2 separate regions of the Mus musculus genome follow, and region 2 is linked to region 1. The links are chromatin loops, found by intact Hi-C in ENCODE. Cell type or tissue: left cerebral cortex. All regions are shown on one strand. Links, peaks and the distances in the headings refer to the core of each region. The heading gives the core; the rest is flanking DNA. Region 1 overlaps Cdkl3 (cyclin-dependent kinase-like 3). Region 2 overlaps Ppp2ca (protein phosphatase 2 (formerly 2A), catalytic subunit, alpha isoform).

Region 1 (8,417 bases), core at 69-8,068:
GGGTCACATAACTTCTCAGCAGGCAGCCTCTGCTAACCGGATTGCTGCCACTGAGTCTGGCCACCATCTCTTTCCTTCAAGCATGCTGTGCACTGCAGATGAATCAGTAATCGGGGTCTGGGTTTTGAAATCTGCCTTGTAGATATTCATAGGATGAGGCAGAAGTCCTGGCTACAGTCCTTTGCCCTCAGTTGTCACAAACAGAAAAGGTGATAATTGGTAGCGCACGAGTATAACTGTGGGACCCACTTCCTTTCAAAAGGAGACAGAGGATGTGGTAGAGAGGAGAAGGCATGCCCTACTGCATTAATTAGTAAAGTGAAATTTGGCCTGTTAACTAACTAGGCCTGGCTCCTGATTCAGCAGTCCTGAAAGCCTGCTCTGGCTGGGCTCCACCCATCTCCTAAATCAGTCAGCTCTGTGGCTTTCTTCAGTCTCCCCCCCTCCCTTTGTGACCTTTGTGTAAGGTTTGACACTGTGAATCACCGTCCCTTTCTGGAACCACTCTCATCTTTTTTTTTGTCACATGTCTTCTTTCTTTTCTCACCTCCAAGTGCCCCTCTGCTCCTCTGCTAAATCACCTTCCCACCTGCTTCCCTGTCCGCATCCTGGAGCACAGGGTTTCAGTTCTTTGTTCTTCCTGTTCCCATGCAAGCAGCTTAGCATGGTCCCCACATCCCAGATGACCTCCTGAGAGCAGACATACAGGTCTAAACAGGACGGCTTTATCCTAACCATGGTTTCCCTCCAGCTCTTCCTGTTTTTAAAAGTGAAACTGATGTGGATCCCTTGTGTGTAATAAAGGGCCTGTCTCAGTTTAGTCAGCTTAACCCCGGAGCTTGGATGCTGGGCAAGCACTGGTCACCAAAGAGGCCCCCATTTCTGTCTTCTGGGTGTTTTGTGTTGTACCCAAGAATAATAAGGAAAGCAAACAAGAATGAACAGAGTGAACATAGAATTATTAAGGAAAACGAGACTGACTCCTGGGAATGGGTGGGGAGCAGCCCAAGGAGGATCGCTGCTGTGGGCAGGTAGTGTGGCAGGACCTGGGTGAAGACTTAGGGAATCTTTCTTGAGACTGTTTTTGCCTGGTCATTTGTATCATGGGTGTACCTGTGAGAAGTCTATACCCGCTGTGCGTGCTCCCTCTCCCCCTGTGCGTGTTCCCTCTGGTCAGACAGAGAGGTGATCATTTGCTGCTTGTCCAGTCAGGGGACTGGCTGTGAGAGGTGATCAGGTTGTCTCCAAACTGCTTGACTAGCTCAGGGTCCACAGTGGCCCCGCCTTTGAAGACACCTCTCATCTCAGTCCCATGGTTCTCCCAGCTGGAAACTTGGCATGGAGTTGATACTTTTCAGTCTCCGAGTATTGTGTCTGATAACCGTTTAAAAAGCAGGCCTACTTAATTTATTCTTGCTATAACATTCTGGTTCTTGAAAATGATACTAAGCTTTTCACATTTAAGAATGTATAGCCCTCCTAGTCTTCTTTTTCCCTTCCAGATCTCATTTTTAATGTTTTTAACTGTTTCACATCCTGTTTTGTGACACAAGATACCTCTTAATTTATGTTTGTTCTCAACCAAACCAGCCTTGAATTGCCTTCTGTTAAATGTTGTTTATGTGAGATAACCATCTACATGATCATGATCAGTTATTGTATTAGTCAGAGGTCCGCAGATAAGCAGAACAAATAGGATGATAGGATGATCCAAGAGTAGGCTTATGAGGTTCACTAACATCGTCAGAGGCTGATGGGTGCACTGAGGCCATCTGCACACTAGAGAGCCAAGGTGGCTCTCGGTCTGAGAAGATGGAAACCTCAGCACAAGAGACACGGTGTGCCACGGTCTGGGGCAAACGCCCGACAGTCCCTGAGGAGCCACTGGTGCAAATCTGTCCTTAGAGGCTGAAGCATCCAATGTTCACATTAGAAAGAAACGGCAAAATTCACCTCCACTCAGCAAGAGTCAAGCATGTAATTGCCTGCTTCCCACTTCTGCCTCCTTTTTGCTTTGTCTGTCCCCTGCCTATTGGATAGCACCTGAGTTCATGGTCGGTCTTCTTATAGCACCAGCTGCACACCAGTCCTCTCCAACAAGTCAGATTGACAGCCATATTCACCATCAGCACTTCCCACAGAAAGGATATAGAAAGCGAATGGGCCACACAAAACAGTGTGTCAGTAAGTTTTTAAAAATTACCCAGAGCTGACAAGTTGTTTAAGCAGATAAAGGCACTCAAATTCTGAGTTTGATTCCTGGGAGCCATCTGGTGGGAGGAGAGAACGGACTCCCAAAAGTTGTCTGCTGACCTTCACATACATATGGGGGACATGTGCACATGCATACACACATACACACACACACACACACACACACACACACACACAATCACAAAATAACAAAAAGATAAAAGGGATAAAAATTTTACTACTAGCTAAGGTATAAATATAAAATGTAAGGAATTGATAACTGCTGCCACAGAGTAAAACATCTGTTTAAAAAGATACAGGGCAAATACCGAAAAAGGCAGTTTTTTGTAGCTATGTTAATTATCAGGAAAAAAATTGAGGCCAGAAAGCAGGTAAGGGCACTTGCTACCAAGCCTGCTTAGCTGACTAGGAACAGACGGTGGAAAGAGAGCAGACCCCTGCCATCTGTCCTCTGACCCCACACATTACCACAGACACATGCACACACACACACATTACCACAGACATATGCACACACACACATTACCACAGACACATGCACACACACACATTATTACAGACACATGCACACGCACGCACTGAATCAAACAGTATACATTAAATGGGCCTTCTATGATTCATTTAAATGCTAAAAAGTTTTGTGCCAACAATCTGGATCTAGGTCAGTGGCAGCGCACACCTGCAACCTGTATCAGGCCCTAGTTGTGTGTTCAACACCCCCAAAAAGGTCTTGTATGTAATAGTACACTTTCAAAATGTGTAACAGACAAATTTAGTGAGTCCAAGGAGGACTTGAGAAATCTGTTGTTGCAGTAAGAGCTTCTTTGTTTGTTTGTCCTTTGATTGTTGGGTATTGAGGGGGTCTCTATATAACTCTGGCGGAACTGGAACTCATTACGTAACCCAAGTGGAGCTCAAACTCAAGAGATCTGCCTCTGTCCCTCTGTCCCCTGTCACTCTGTCCCTTTGTCCCTCTGTCCCCTATCTCTCTATTCCCTGTCCCTCTGTCCCTCTGCCCCTGCCCCTCTATACCCTGTCCCTCAGTCCCTTTGCCCCTCTGCCTCAGTCAGAGCAAACAAATCAAAATGAAACAACAAACAAAAAACCCATGAATACCAAACAAAACATGGCTATGGCTTTGAGTAATGCAGTGTTTAACTCTGCTGTAATAGACATGTAGGAAAACATTTTATCCAGAAATAAAAAAATAACCCATACATATGAAAATTTAAATATATTTTCTAAATGTGTCAAGAAGTAAATAATAATGAAAGTAAGAAATGTAAAAGAGGATGTTAATGAAAGGAGAATCTCAACACAGAACAGGAGACTGATGCTCCAGGTTAGAGCCCAGTGATTTAAAACAGTTAACAACCAGCTGGACAAAACACAAGACGTTCTCTAAAAGTAAGCTGGGGCCTGGTGGCTGGTGCCATATCCTCAGTACTTGGGGGGCAGAGGCAGCAGCATCTGAAATTCAGGGTCACCTTCATTGCTGTATGGTAGGTTTATGATCAACATGGGATACATGAGACTCTGCCTCAGACCAGAACCCAAAACAAAAAGCTGACAGTGAACAGTAGTTTGAGGGGATTATTATAGAGTTTGTATGATGATCCAAATTTCCTAATCCTCAGGAATATATACTAATCTTGATCCACAAACTCCACTGAGCGGAAGGAGAGAGCCAGCATGTGCAGTTGTACCTTTGACGAAGGAGCACTGTGGAACACACACACCACACACACACACATACACACACACACACACACACACACACACACGTAAAGGAGCATTGTGGAACACACACACACACACACAAACACACCACATGTAAAGGAGCATTGAGGAACACACACACACACACATGTAAAGGAGCTTTGAGGAACACACACACATGTAAAGTTAGGGGGCTCGGTGATTAAGAACATTTACTGCTCTTACTGAGGACTGGAGTTCAGTTCCCAGAGCCCACCCTGGGAAACTGTCAACCACTCCAGCTCCAGGGGACCTTCTTCTGGCCTTCACGAGCCGCCCCCAGCATGTGGCATATATTCACAATGCATACATAAACACAATTTAAAATGTTTTGCTTTGTTTTGTTGGACAGGGTTTCTCTGTGTAGTCCAAGCTGTCATCACAGCTGAGATTTTTCAACTCTTGAGAGAGGGATGCTGCTGGGGTACAGAGAGTCTGGTGGCGTGGCTTAGGCTTCTTAGAAGAATAGCATCACCCTCAGTTCTCTTTCAAGACTGTCCCCTAGTGTAAATCTAGGTAGGACTGCACAAGGACTCACCATGGACAGGCAGTCTATGACAGACACCTGTGACCCCAAGTGGGAAGATAAACAGAAATGTACCATGTGAGCACTGTGGTGAGACCGTGGGGCAAGTGTAAAGCCTGAGAGAGAGAGGATCTGAAAGCAAGAGAGCAAGCCCACAACAGCCTGTGATTCCTGACACACACAAGCCCACGCCGCAGTCAGAGAACAGAGACAGGCATAAAGTGTGGGAGAGAGCTGCCAGCCAAGATTCCTCTGTCCAGTGAGGTCTACTTAAAGATGAGGGGAAGAGAACAGAAGCAGAGAGAAGATGGTATTAGCAGTCTGGCCCTAAGACGAAAGCTTCAAGGAATTCTTTCATTTTTCACTTTGTTAATGTTTGATACTTAAAATTAAAAAAAAAAAATTAAGCCAGGTAGTAGTGGCGCACACCTTTTATCCCAGCACTCGGGAGGCAGAGGCAGGCTGATCACTGAGTTTGAGGCCAGTCTGGTCTACAGAACAAGTTCCAAGTCAGCTTAGGCTACACAGAGAAACCCTGTCTCACAAAACAAAAAAAAATTAAATTGTGTTTATGTATGCATTGTGAATATATGCCACATGCTAGGGGTGCCCATGAAGGCCAGAAGAAGGTCCCCTGGAGCTGGAGTTAGGTGGTTGACAGTTTCCCAGGGTGGGCTCTGGGAACTGAACTCCAGTCCTCGGTAAGAGCAGCAAATGTTCTTAATCACTGAGCCCCCTAACTTTACATATGTGTGTGTTCCTCAATGCTCCTTTACGTGTGTGTGTGTGTGTGTGTGTGTGTGTGTGTGTGTTCCACAGTGCTCCTTCATCAGAGGGACAACTGCAGACGCTGGCTCTCTCCTTCCACTCAGTGGAGTTTGTGGATCAAACTTATGCTGCCTACTGAGCCTTACTGCCAGTCCCTTTAAGGGACTCTTTAAATCAAACAAAAATAGTCCCAAATGGAAATGGAAAATTCAGGGAAGAATCAAGAACAAAGGGGGAAATTGTGGGTAAATATTACATATGAATAAGAGGGTTATGAGGGTTTTAACTGTGTGTGGAGAGCTGGGGTGTACCTGGGTGGTAGAATGTGTGCCTGGCACACACGACCCCTGGATCCAGTCTCCACCACGCAAGAATATGACAATAAAAGAACAGAGTTACATGCTTGACCACAGGAAAACCAGGAGGAAATAAATAGGTAAACATAGATAATATGCTCTGAGCTTCTAGATTGAACATATTTTATTTATACTAAATGTAGACAAATCAAAGATAGTAGGAATAAGTGCAACTATATTAGTAATTACAAATACTCCATGTAAATACTAGGACAGTAAACTATCAGGATAGATAAAAACTTTTTACCCCATGCTACTTCCAAAAAAGCCTCCCATGTAAAGCACTGGAATGTTGAACACTTTAAAACGGAAGAAATCTGCCGGGCAGTGGTGGCACATGCCTTTAATCCCAGCACTTGGGAGGCAGAGGCAGGTGGATTTCTGAGTTTGAGGCCAACCTGGTCTACAAAGTGAGTTCCAGGACAGCCAGGGCTACACAGAGAAACCCTGTCTCAAAAATCAAAAACAAACAAACAAACAAACAAACAAACCTACCCCCCCCCCAAAAAAACCACCAACAACAAAAGAGAATACATTGATTTAAATCCTAAAGTAGTGTTTGCTGAATAACATGGTTTCAGAACACAAAATGCAGAAACAGAACTGGATGGAGACAGAACAGTCTACAGTAAACACACTTCTCCCAGCAGCCCGTAAAACAAGTGAACTCGAACCAGTAATGACATGCAAGGCCAAAGTAGCAGCTGATGAAGGAGCCCCAATGGATGCAGCAGAGCTCTGTCTAACCAAGATTAGAACATCAGCACTTTTAACTGTATGTGGTGAGTTGATCAAAAACTGCTTTATGACAATAAAACAAACGTCACCAAAGTCTTGAAACATTCAGAATATTGCCTCTGGCCACACAAGGATTAAGATAGAAATTGATAACTAGCTAGAAGACAGTGGCGTGGCCAGTGCACTGACAGTCTACATGTTCAAAGAAGAGAAGTGAGGAAGTGCCTGCAGCTCGGTGGGTGAAGGCAGGGTGAACAGGTGCACTTAGGGATTTCTTGGGACATCTGCCTGCCATGCTCAAGCTTCCCCCCTGGCAGGCAGGGAACTGGGTGGGAGACCCCAGGATCCTTTTCAAAGGCACCCCCATGGGTTCATTTCCTCCCATCAGGTTCTACCTAGTGGCAATCCACAACCACACACCCCCAAGCACACCTGGCAAGACCAAGTCTTGAAGCACACAGGCCTTTGGGGATACTTACAGAATCCACAGCGTTTGGGGACCTAACTCTGTACTTTAAGAAGCCAGTCAAAGACAGTGAACTCCCAGAACACCGAATGACGGAAACAAGATAAAAGTATTCCTAAATTAAGAAAACACACACTTTCCTGAGAACAGTAAGAAGCTTTGTTTCTGCCATGAGAGAGCAACTACATGACACTCTTGCTTGGTAACAGAGAACAAGACATCTGAACTGAGTATCGCAGGCACTGAGTGGAGGAGAGTCAGCCTCAGGAGGGGTGAGCCTTATGGTCATAGAGGGCTTCTGCCTAGAGGCAGCTGCTGAACCACAGCAGTGAATGGAGACAGAGCATTCATAAAGGGAGAGCTCTGCAGGGATACCAAGGCAGGCTTGTTCTTGGGTGGACTTCAGAAGCTTGACTGCAGTCATCGTCATCAGCATTGCCAGCCTGCCTTCAAACTGCCCCACAGCCCAGGTCTTTGTCCTTCAACTTTTCTTTCCCTTGCAAAGCCAGATGTGTTTCGCAATGCATTGCCTCGACCTGGCACCCTAGCTCCTTTCCCAGTTTCCCTTACAGCTTTCCTTGGTTTCCTACAGATTTCCTTGGCAAATCTCCTGAATTACGGGTTCTCACTTTCGATCCGTTTATCAGACTATGGAGGCCAATACATTGGTGCCAAGAAAAATAAATGTTAAGCTGGGATCTGAGTCTGGCTGACACACCTTGGGGTGGACAGAATGAACATCATTCTGATTGTCACATGAGCCATAAATAGATCCTGGCACAAACTGGAGCTTACAAAGTATTTCATAAATGATGACTGAAGGGTGTTGTATTAGAGAGGAATTCTGTGTTGGGTGTGATCAAGAGGCCTGCGAAAGACTGAAAGGAGAAAGAGAAGATCCACAGAGACAGAGCTGACGCCCTCGGAATTCTGCTGGCCCTTGCCAAGGGACAAGTGACTGAAAGCTCTTTTGAAGATTTATGTGTGTGGGTCTGTGCATGCAGGTGTTATTGGAGGCCTGAAGAGGGTGTCAGACCCCCTCGTTCTGGAGTTACAGGTAGTTTTAAGCCATCCAACATGGGTGCTGGGAACTAAATTCAGGGTCCCTGCAAAGAGTAGCAGGCTTCCTTAAGTGTCAAATCATCTCTCCAGTTCCAGACTCAAAGGAGTTGAGGCCAAAGCCAGTGGCCTTGGAGTTTTATGGAATCTCAGCAGAACACCAAATAGCTGTACAGTGTTCGGGGTCGGGGTGGGAGGTGTAATTGTTAGAGTTGTAGAACTTCAGAGGCTCTGAATGCCCAGCACACCAGAGGAGGGAAAGCCCAGAACTCAGAAACACAGAATGGGGACATCTAGGTGGATGTATGCAAGGATGCTGATGCAGCAGCTCTTGGTTTCTGTGGGCTTTTGAAGGAGCCCAGTTTTCTTTGCTTCAGCAGTTGCCCTGACTTCTTACTGCTATGCTATGTCAAGGACTTAAGTTGAATCCAAGTGTAGCTCCAGTGAAAACATCCCAGACCTGATTGAGGAAAGAAGAAACAACAAAAGAATCCAGAGATGTAGCTTGCATGTGACAGGAGCCAGGGAAGGA
Region 2 (8,417 bases), core at 204-8,203, 71 kb after region 1:
TGTGAAACGAGCTTTAAGCTCTCACCTTACTCTCATCTCTAGCCCTCCTTCTCTCTCTTCCTTCTCCCCTCTCTCCACGTGGCCATGGCCGGCCGGCCTCTTTCTTTCTACCTTCTCTCTTTCTCTCTGCCTTTCTACAATAAAGCTCTAAAACCATTAAAAAAAAAAGGAATGTGAAATGAGTTTGCCACTTTAAAGAATTGGTGAAGTTACATATAAATCGATCATGTAGCCCAATAGCTACACTCTAGGAATATGTTCAAGAGAAAAGAAAGCATGTGAGCAGATGAGCTCAGTAACTAAGAAACAGGAAAACTGGAGCAGATACAGGAACCATGGGTTGTGGCCTGCCCTCCCCCGATGCTAGTGTGCAGCTGTGAAAGGAGCACACCCTCATCTGTGCTGTAGCATGGTGACTCAGGATAGCTCGCGCTCCGTGGGATATGCAGCACAAGAAACACTAAAATTTCTAGAAAAGTCATTCTCAAGACAGAAATAAATGAGTGGTTGTCCGGCTGGAAGAGTGGGGCCATTGCAGATCGGGAAGGAATCTTGGCAAGACTCTAAAACTGAGTTATGGTAATTGTTGCATAACTAAATTTAGTAAAGGTCAGAAAAAAGTATGATTTTTATTTCACACAAGATGGTGCAGGGGGTTTGGTCTTAATTGAGATATTGGTAAGCATTTTATAAACCTTTAATTAAAAATGCTTATAATCATCAGGCTGTGGTAGCCCATGCCTTTAATCTCAGAGCTCAAGAGGCAGAGGCAGGTGGATCTCCTTGAGCTGAAGAACAGCCAGGGCTACACAGAGAAACCCACCCTTGAGAAACAGCAACAGCAGTTTTAAAAAGTTTATCATCTAATTTCAGTTCATTGAAGTTTAGAGATGTGCACTCTCAGCCCCTCCTCCTCTCAGTTGGAACTCTGGATTTACCTATAGAAAGTTGTATGAAGTGTCTTGCTTTTTGTTTTTTTTGGAAAGAGCTGGCATCTGTTGTCGTTTTCTTTAGGTTCGTTACCGAGAGCGCATCACCATACTCCGAGGGAATCACGAGAGCAGACAGATCACACAGGTTTATGGGTTCTACGACGAGTGTTTAAGGAAATACGGAAATGCAAATGTTTGGAAATACTTCACAGACCTTTTTGACTATCTTCCTCTCACTGCCTTGGTGGATGGGCAGGTGTGTGTACCATAAAACTCACTTCTGGGTTTCTTCCTGTTTCCAATAATTGTTTTCTTGGTGTTTAGCAGGCAGTGATTTTCCATTTGGGGATACATTACTAAATACTGATAAGTTCTTTTCTAGGTGCTGAACTGTCAGGATAAGATCATGGGGTGGAAAATGTAACCTATTCAGCTTTGGGGGCTCTTTGTAGAGGGGTCTGGGAGATGGAAGGCATTGTTTACCAGTGTGAGGGGGACTGTCAGGCTCTGGAGGGACTGTGGGTAAGCTAGAAAAACACTCTTTAGAAGGAACCTCAGGGATGGTGGTTGGTCAGGAACAGGAATAGATACTGTACTCTGTAGTTGGTATTAGGTCGAACAATAGCCAGTTATTCAGGGTCCATCCTCATCGAAACAGAGCCTAGAACTGATGTAGCTAAATGGTGTCAGCTCCTGTCTAATGTGTAGTCCAAAGAGTTCAGTTTCTCTTAGGTGTAATTAGCACTTGTAATCAATCTTTTTAGATCTTCTGTCTACACGGTGGTCTGTCACCATCCATAGACACACTGGATCACATCCGAGCACTCGATCGCCTACAGGAAGTTCCTCATGAGGTATGGCTGACAAATTCTCAGACACTCCTTAGGAAAAACAAAAATCGTTTAGCTGTAGCATAATTTATCATATGTTCACTCGGGTTTCAAAATGAAATGACATGAGCTCCTTACCATTGCTCATTAGACGTTTAGAAGCCTTCCTGGTCGTCACCACTAGCCCATCTGTCTAATAATAAAACTCAGATACACGGGCAGATGGGGCAAGTTACTGAGTGCAGTGTGCCTTGTGGGAATTGATTTTCATTTCAGAGATACCTTTACTGCAAAAGTTCAGCACACATACTAAGAATGTGATTTTTGTAGAGTGTTGCTTCTGGTGAATTATCAAATGAAGAATTCCACATTTGGAAGTCAGTTTAATAACTTATACCTGCTTTTTAGGGTCCAATGTGTGACTTGCTGTGGTCAGATCCAGATGACCGTGGTGGCTGGGGGATATCTCCTCGGGGAGCTGGTTATACCTTTGGCCAAGATATTTCTGAGACATTTAATCATGCCAATGGCCTCACGTTGGTGTCCAGAGCTCACCAGCTGGTGATGGAGGTATGTTCTTTTCTTGAAACCTGTCAAATTAACTGTAGTAACTGAAGGAAAGGAGTTTGACACTGATGCTGTCAGCAAGATGTCCTTTATTCCTAGAGTCTGCCATGGGAGCTAAACCCTCTTCAGTAGATGGACAGTCAGAGGAAAGTCAGATCCATGGCTGATAGTGGGCATCCACTTAATGACTCGGAGGGACTTGGGATTAATGATGAAAGGATGAAGATGCAGAGCGAATGAGGAAGGGTATAATATATCGCAGTGGTTTATTTCACATTATCTAGTTTGTTTCTTTATAGGAAAAGAAAGAAACATCAAAATGTTGATGCCCTTTAGATAACTGGCTTGTAGATGATTTGAAAGAAGCCTTTCCTCTGGTAGGGGTCTTACCTTAAAACATTGACTGCCATACTTTGAGAATGAGATGAGAACATGGAGCATTCAAACTATGGCAGTGGGCAATCTCTTATTCTATAAGAGTTTGTTGTCAGTACTGATGGTCAGCCAAGTATAGTGGTGCATGCCTCATTAGTTCATTAGTTAGCTAGTTTGCTGGTTGGTTAGTTATTTAGGTGGCAGCTAAACTGCCTTGTAATCCAGACTAGCCTAGACTGTACAGTGAGACCCAAAAAATAGTTCATTTTAAAATCAAGTTTAAGGTTTGTCTTAGGGCTTTATTGCTATGAACAGACATCATGACCAAGGCAACTCTTATAAGGACAACATTTAATTGAGGCTGGATTACAGATTCAGAGGTTCAGTCTGTTATCATCAAGGCAGGAACATGGCAACATCCAGGCAGGCATGGGGCAGGAGGAGCTCAGAGTTCTACATCTTCATCTGAAGGCTGCTAGCAGAATACTGGCTTCCAGGAAGCTAGGATGAGATCTTATAGTTCACACCTACTCCAAGAGGGCCACACATAATAGTGCCACTTCCTGGCCCAAGCATACACAAACCATCACAAGGTCATGTCAATGAAAGACAGTATCTACATTTGGTGATGGGTAATATTTAAGTTGATTTGGTTGGTTGGTTTGTTGGTTTTTGCGGGATATGTTCGCCATGTAGATTAGGCTGTTCTCCATGCAGATTAGGCTCCATGTAGATTCACCTGCCTCTGCCTCCTGGGATTGAAAATGTGTACCACCATGCCTGGCTTGTTTTTCAATGCTTAAGACAAAACAAAAACAGGGCTGGAGAGATGGCTCAGCAGTTAAGATCACTGACTGCTCTTCCAGAGGTCCTGAGTTCAATTCCCAGCAACCACATGGTGGCTCACAACCATCTGTAATGGGATCTGATGCCCTCTGCTGGTGTGTCTGAAGATTGCAACAGTGTACTTACATAAAACAAGTAAATAAATCTTTTTCTAAAAAAGTATTTTTTTGGCAACACAGAGAAACCCTGTCTCAAAAAACCCCCAAAAACAAACAAACAAAAGTATTTTGTTTGTTTGTTTTAGCAACACATTGTTAAATGTACATTTTATAGGTTATGAGAAATACAGAAAATTAACCCCTTTGGAGTTTTTCTATCTTAATGTATTTTTCTGTTTTAATGGGTTCATATTTATGTAGGTTAGTAAGGTTTGTTTGGTTTTTTTTTTTTTTCCTGCCTCTTTTTTACAGGGATATAACTGGTGCCATGACCGGAACGTAGTAACAATTTTCAGTGCTCCAAACTATTGCTATCGTTGTGGTAACCAAGCTGCAATCATGGAACTTGACGACACTCTTAAGTATTCTTTGTAAGTATCTACTCTGAGCTAGCTTTGTGTTGTCCAGCCCTGCTTAAACCAAAGCATAGGTTGTTGACTTTTGACTAAATTTTTGTGGGAATGAACCTACACATAATAGAAACTAGCACTAGTGTCTCTTATTTGGTATGAATAACTTGTATGAGTTACTAGGTCTTCAACCTATAGTCCTAATTTATAGTCCACCATTGAGGGGAAGCTGAGGCAGGAACTAGAAGCAGCTCCTCAAATAACATCTACAGCCTAGATGTAATGTTACCTTCCACCAGAGGCAGGAGGAACTCTGTGAGTGAGGCCAGCTTGGTCTATATACAGAGTTTCAGGGGCTATATCAAGAAGCCATGACTCAAACAAAACAAAGCAGAGAGAAGTGTGTGGGCCCTTGCTTGTTGCTTATGCTCAATTAGCTTTCTTCATTCTTAAACAGATGAAGGCTCTCTGCCTAGGGAATGGTAACAGCCACGGTGGGCGTGGTGTTCTTACATCAATTAAGATGGTCTTCCACAGACATGCTCACAGGTCAACCTGATTTATATAAGTCTAGTCCTCAGTTAGAACTGTTCCCAGGTAATGGTTCTCTTGTGTCTGGTTAACAGCTAAAACTAACCATGTGTTTGTAGCCCAAGCTGGTCTAGAACTGTGATTTTCTTGCCTCAGTTTCCCAAGTGGTAATGTTAGAGCTGTGCCCCAATATACCTAGGTCTATTAAAGTTGGGTTCTATTCTTTTAAAATGTACTGAAGTTGGATGGGGAAGAAAATTTGAAAATTTGGAAGATGTTAGTTTTGTTAACTACATGGTATCTTCTGGAGTAGTAACACTGAGTCTTCCTTGTTTTTCAGCTTGCAGTTTGACCCAGCACCTCGTAGAGGCGAGCCACATGTCACTCGTCGTACCCCAGACTACTTCCTGTAATGAAAATGTAAACTTGTACAGTATTGCCATGAACCGTATATTGACCTAATGGAAATGGGAAGAGCAACAGTAACTCCAAAGTGTCAGAAAATAGTTAACATTCAAAAACTTGTTTTCACACGGACCAAAAGATGTGCCATATAAAATACAAAGCCTCTTGTCATCAACAGCCGTGACCACTTTAGAATGAACCAGTTCATTGCATGCTGACGCGACATTGTTGGTCAAGAATCCAGTTTCTGGCATAGCGCTATTTGTAGTTACTTTTGCTTTCTTGAGAGACTGCAGATATAGGATTAAACATTAACACCCGTGAGTCCAGTTGACTTCACTTAGCTGTAGCTTACTCAGCATGACTGTAGATGAGGATAGCAAACAATCATTGGAGCTTAATGAACATTTTTAAATAAGTACCAAGGCCTCCCCTCTTGTTGTGTTTCTTTCAGGGATACCATTAATTTAATTGTATGATTTGTCTGCACTCAGTTTCTCCCCTTCTCAAATCTCAGCCCCGCGTTGTTCTTTGTTACTGTCAGAAAACCTGGTGAGTTGTTTTGAACAGAACTGTTTCCCTCCTGTAAGATGATGTTACTGCACAAGTCACCGCAGTGTTTTCATAATAAACTTGAGAACTGAGAAAGTCAGGTTTGAATTGTATCAGTGGGCACGACTGGTGCTGTTTATTAACAAGATAAATCTATTGATCAATTTCAGAATTTGTAGAATCCCAGGTAAAGAAAAATAAAGATCAAGGCCACTGTGTAACCTCTCTGGCAACTCCTTGGTGTTCTTCAGAAGAACTTGGGGACCTGTTTGTCTGACATACCGCAGTTTGTCTTGTTGCTGGCCTGCGCTTGTGAAAGGAAATCTGTGCTGTTTTAGTGGGACTTGGTTGTTAAACCATAGAACTTGAGAGTTATGTTTTTAGGATTTTACTTAAAATGGCATGTTTTCAGGTAGAACTTAACAAACTAAATGATGTGTCTAATTAGTGTAGTTTCTGGTTACAAATATATTGCTATGTATATTTCATGGACTCTTTAAAATGATTGACAGAACGGTAAGTTCTTAACCAACATTTGTATATTTCTTGTCAAGTCATGTGATCTTAGAGTTAGTTAAACTTGTCTGGATAAGGTGTTAGAACCTTAGCTTGTGTTCCTTACCTGGTAAAGCAGTGAAGCCGAGTAGAAGCAATGCTGATGTGGGCTGATGTTTGCGCCAGGTCCGAGAATGGTGCCTGAGTGCCAAGCTCAGCGAGTAATGGGTTTCCCTTCTATTCTTTGACTTGGCTTAAAACCGAAGACAGTTCTTCTTGTGGGGACTGAATATTTGCTATTTTAAGCTATCTGGGCAAACATGAGGATGCTTGATCATTACTGTGTGAGTGTAGTAAATAAATGTTTCCTTGCTTTGTACTGTGTTGAATTTGGAACCAACAGTGAAGTTACAGTATTGCCCTGTATAAAAAAAAAAAAAAAAAAAAAAAAAACAAGCCAGTTTGTGAGTTAATTTTCTAAATCAAAAAAAACCCTAGGCCAGGTACTGGTGGCGCACACCTTTAATCCCAGCACTTGGGAGGCAGAGGCAGGCGCATTTCTGAGTTTGAGGCCAGCCTGGTCTACAGAGTGAGTTCCAGGACAGCCAGGGCTACACAGAGAAACCCTGTCTCAAAAAACCTTAGTTTTTCTAGGTGTCTTCTTTTTATTCTGAGTTCGAAGAAACACATTCTCCAGCCTGTTATTTGTGCTACTTCGTCTTTTCTTCCTGGCCAAACAAGTAACATCTATATACAGCACTGTTTTGTTTTGTTAGGGTGGGTTGTGGTAAGGGCAGGGCAACAGAGTCTTTCTGTTGCCCTGAGTGGCTGGGATCTTGCTATATAGGCCAAGCTGTCCTAGAACTCATGGATGATACTGCCTATATATGCCACCATGCCTGACTTAATGTACAGCACTTCTGATCCAACACTTGAGGGAGGTAGACACCAAGCAGCTGCACTGGGGATCCTGACGATAAAGAGGGCTCTAATGGAGTCTTTCCTATAGTTGACACATGTCATGTACATACAGATTCTCAGAATGGGGCTTGTGTCAAAGAGTGAGTGGTCTTAAAAGCATTCAGAGGCAATTACTAGGCTTCTCTTGAAATTTGAAAATGTTAATACTTTAACCTGATGTAAAATTAGTGAAAATGTGTGAGTTTAATAATTTCTTCAAAAAAATCAAATGATAGTTGGAAGGGAATCACTCAAATGAGAGAATTTTAATGGGCACTATAATGAGATTGCCATAATTTTTTAAGTCTTTTGATTAAGAGCAAAGAATTATCAAAAATGGGTGTTGTCAAGAAGTCTGGACAGGTGCTTAGCAGTCAATCTTGTAGCCCCCAGCTGCCTATAACTTCGACTCCAGAGGCCCTGATACTCTCTTCTGGTCTCCACGGCATCAGACACACATGTGGTGTACATGCCTGCAGGCAAACCACTCAAACAAAAAATAAAGATCAGTCTTTTTAAAAGACGTGTTAATGGCTACAAATGTAGTTCATTGGTAGAGCACTTGCCTAGCACATGTACTGTGCCCTGGGTTCCATCTCTAAAAGTTGTATATAATGACACATGTGTCACCCAGCATTGTGGAGGCAGATAGTGGATCTCGGTGCCTAAGAGTGAGTATTCAACAGGGAAGTGTACTTTGGATATGGTAAGGTGACTCAGCTGGTAAAGGCATAGTCACTTAGCAGCCACCCTGAAGACTCAAGCTCAGTCCATGGGATCTACGTGGTGGAAGGAGAAAACCAACTCCTGCAAGTTGTCCTCTGGCCTCCATGCACAAATGGTGATGTATGCACACACACAGATGTTTCAAAAAAGATAATTTAGGGGCTGGCGAGTGGAGCCAGAGTTAAGAACACACACTGCTCTTCAAGAGGACCCACATCCACCTCTGGTCTCCTTGGACATCAGTATTCATGTGCACATAAATTATTATTTTTTTATTAAAAGGTTGCTTTGAAACAATTTATAAAGCTTACTGTTGGGTTTGAGTACTTGAAGAAGATATGTATAATGGTTTTAGTAAAACAAAAACAATGTACTATCTAAGGTTTCCAGGTGATGTTTTGAGATTTGTACATTGTGTCAAGTCGGGCTATGTATGCCTCAAGCATTTATCATAATGGTCCTTGTAGCTATTTGAAATGAAACAAAAGTGTGGTGGTGTGGTTGCCACCTGCCTGTGTAATGGCACATCTGAGCCTCTTGAAATGTTCAGTGACCATTGGGAGACGGTTTGCCTTTCTTCATTACAAATGCACAGTGTCTCCCTTTCTTGACTTACTGTTTTGTTTATGTGTGTGGTGCTAACAGAGGCCTCTAGGTCCTCTGGAGCTTCAGAGTTGTGAGCTGCTGGTG

Evidence for each region. Peaks named below come from ENCODE experiments on the same cell type or tissue, not always from the same donor. Only the 100,000 strongest peaks of a DNase experiment are listed, where the experiment ranks them.
Region 2: it touches region 1 in a loop (2.6-fold over the local background); 4 of 42 quality-filtered maps call a loop at or near these places.

Annotation. Positions count from the first base shown.
Region 1 is chr11:52,046,215-52,054,631 of GRCm38, forward strand. The region is part of intron 13 of Cdkl3 (cyclin-dependent kinase-like 3); the gene reads left to right. Among named protein-coding and RNA genes, the nearest start is that of Cdkl3, 46 kb to the left of the region's middle. In left cerebral cortex, for the core only: no CTCF peak of the experiment used is centred there; a DNase peak (open chromatin) is centred at 4,691.
Region 2 is chr11:52,116,973-52,125,389 of GRCm38, forward strand. It overlaps Ppp2ca (protein phosphatase 2 (formerly 2A), catalytic subunit, alpha isoform), which reads left to right. Exons shown (of 7, transcript NM_019411.4): 3 at 1,015-1,188; 4 at 1,697-1,786; 5 at 2,171-2,332; 6 at 3,961-4,079; 7 at 4,930-5,777. The coding sequence ends at 5,002. It also overlaps the pseudogene Gm30631. Among named protein-coding and RNA genes, the nearest start is that of Mir3061, 5.6 kb to the right of the region's middle. In left cerebral cortex, for the core only: a CTCF peak has its summit at 3,646 (motif pointing left); a DNase peak (open chromatin) is centred at 382.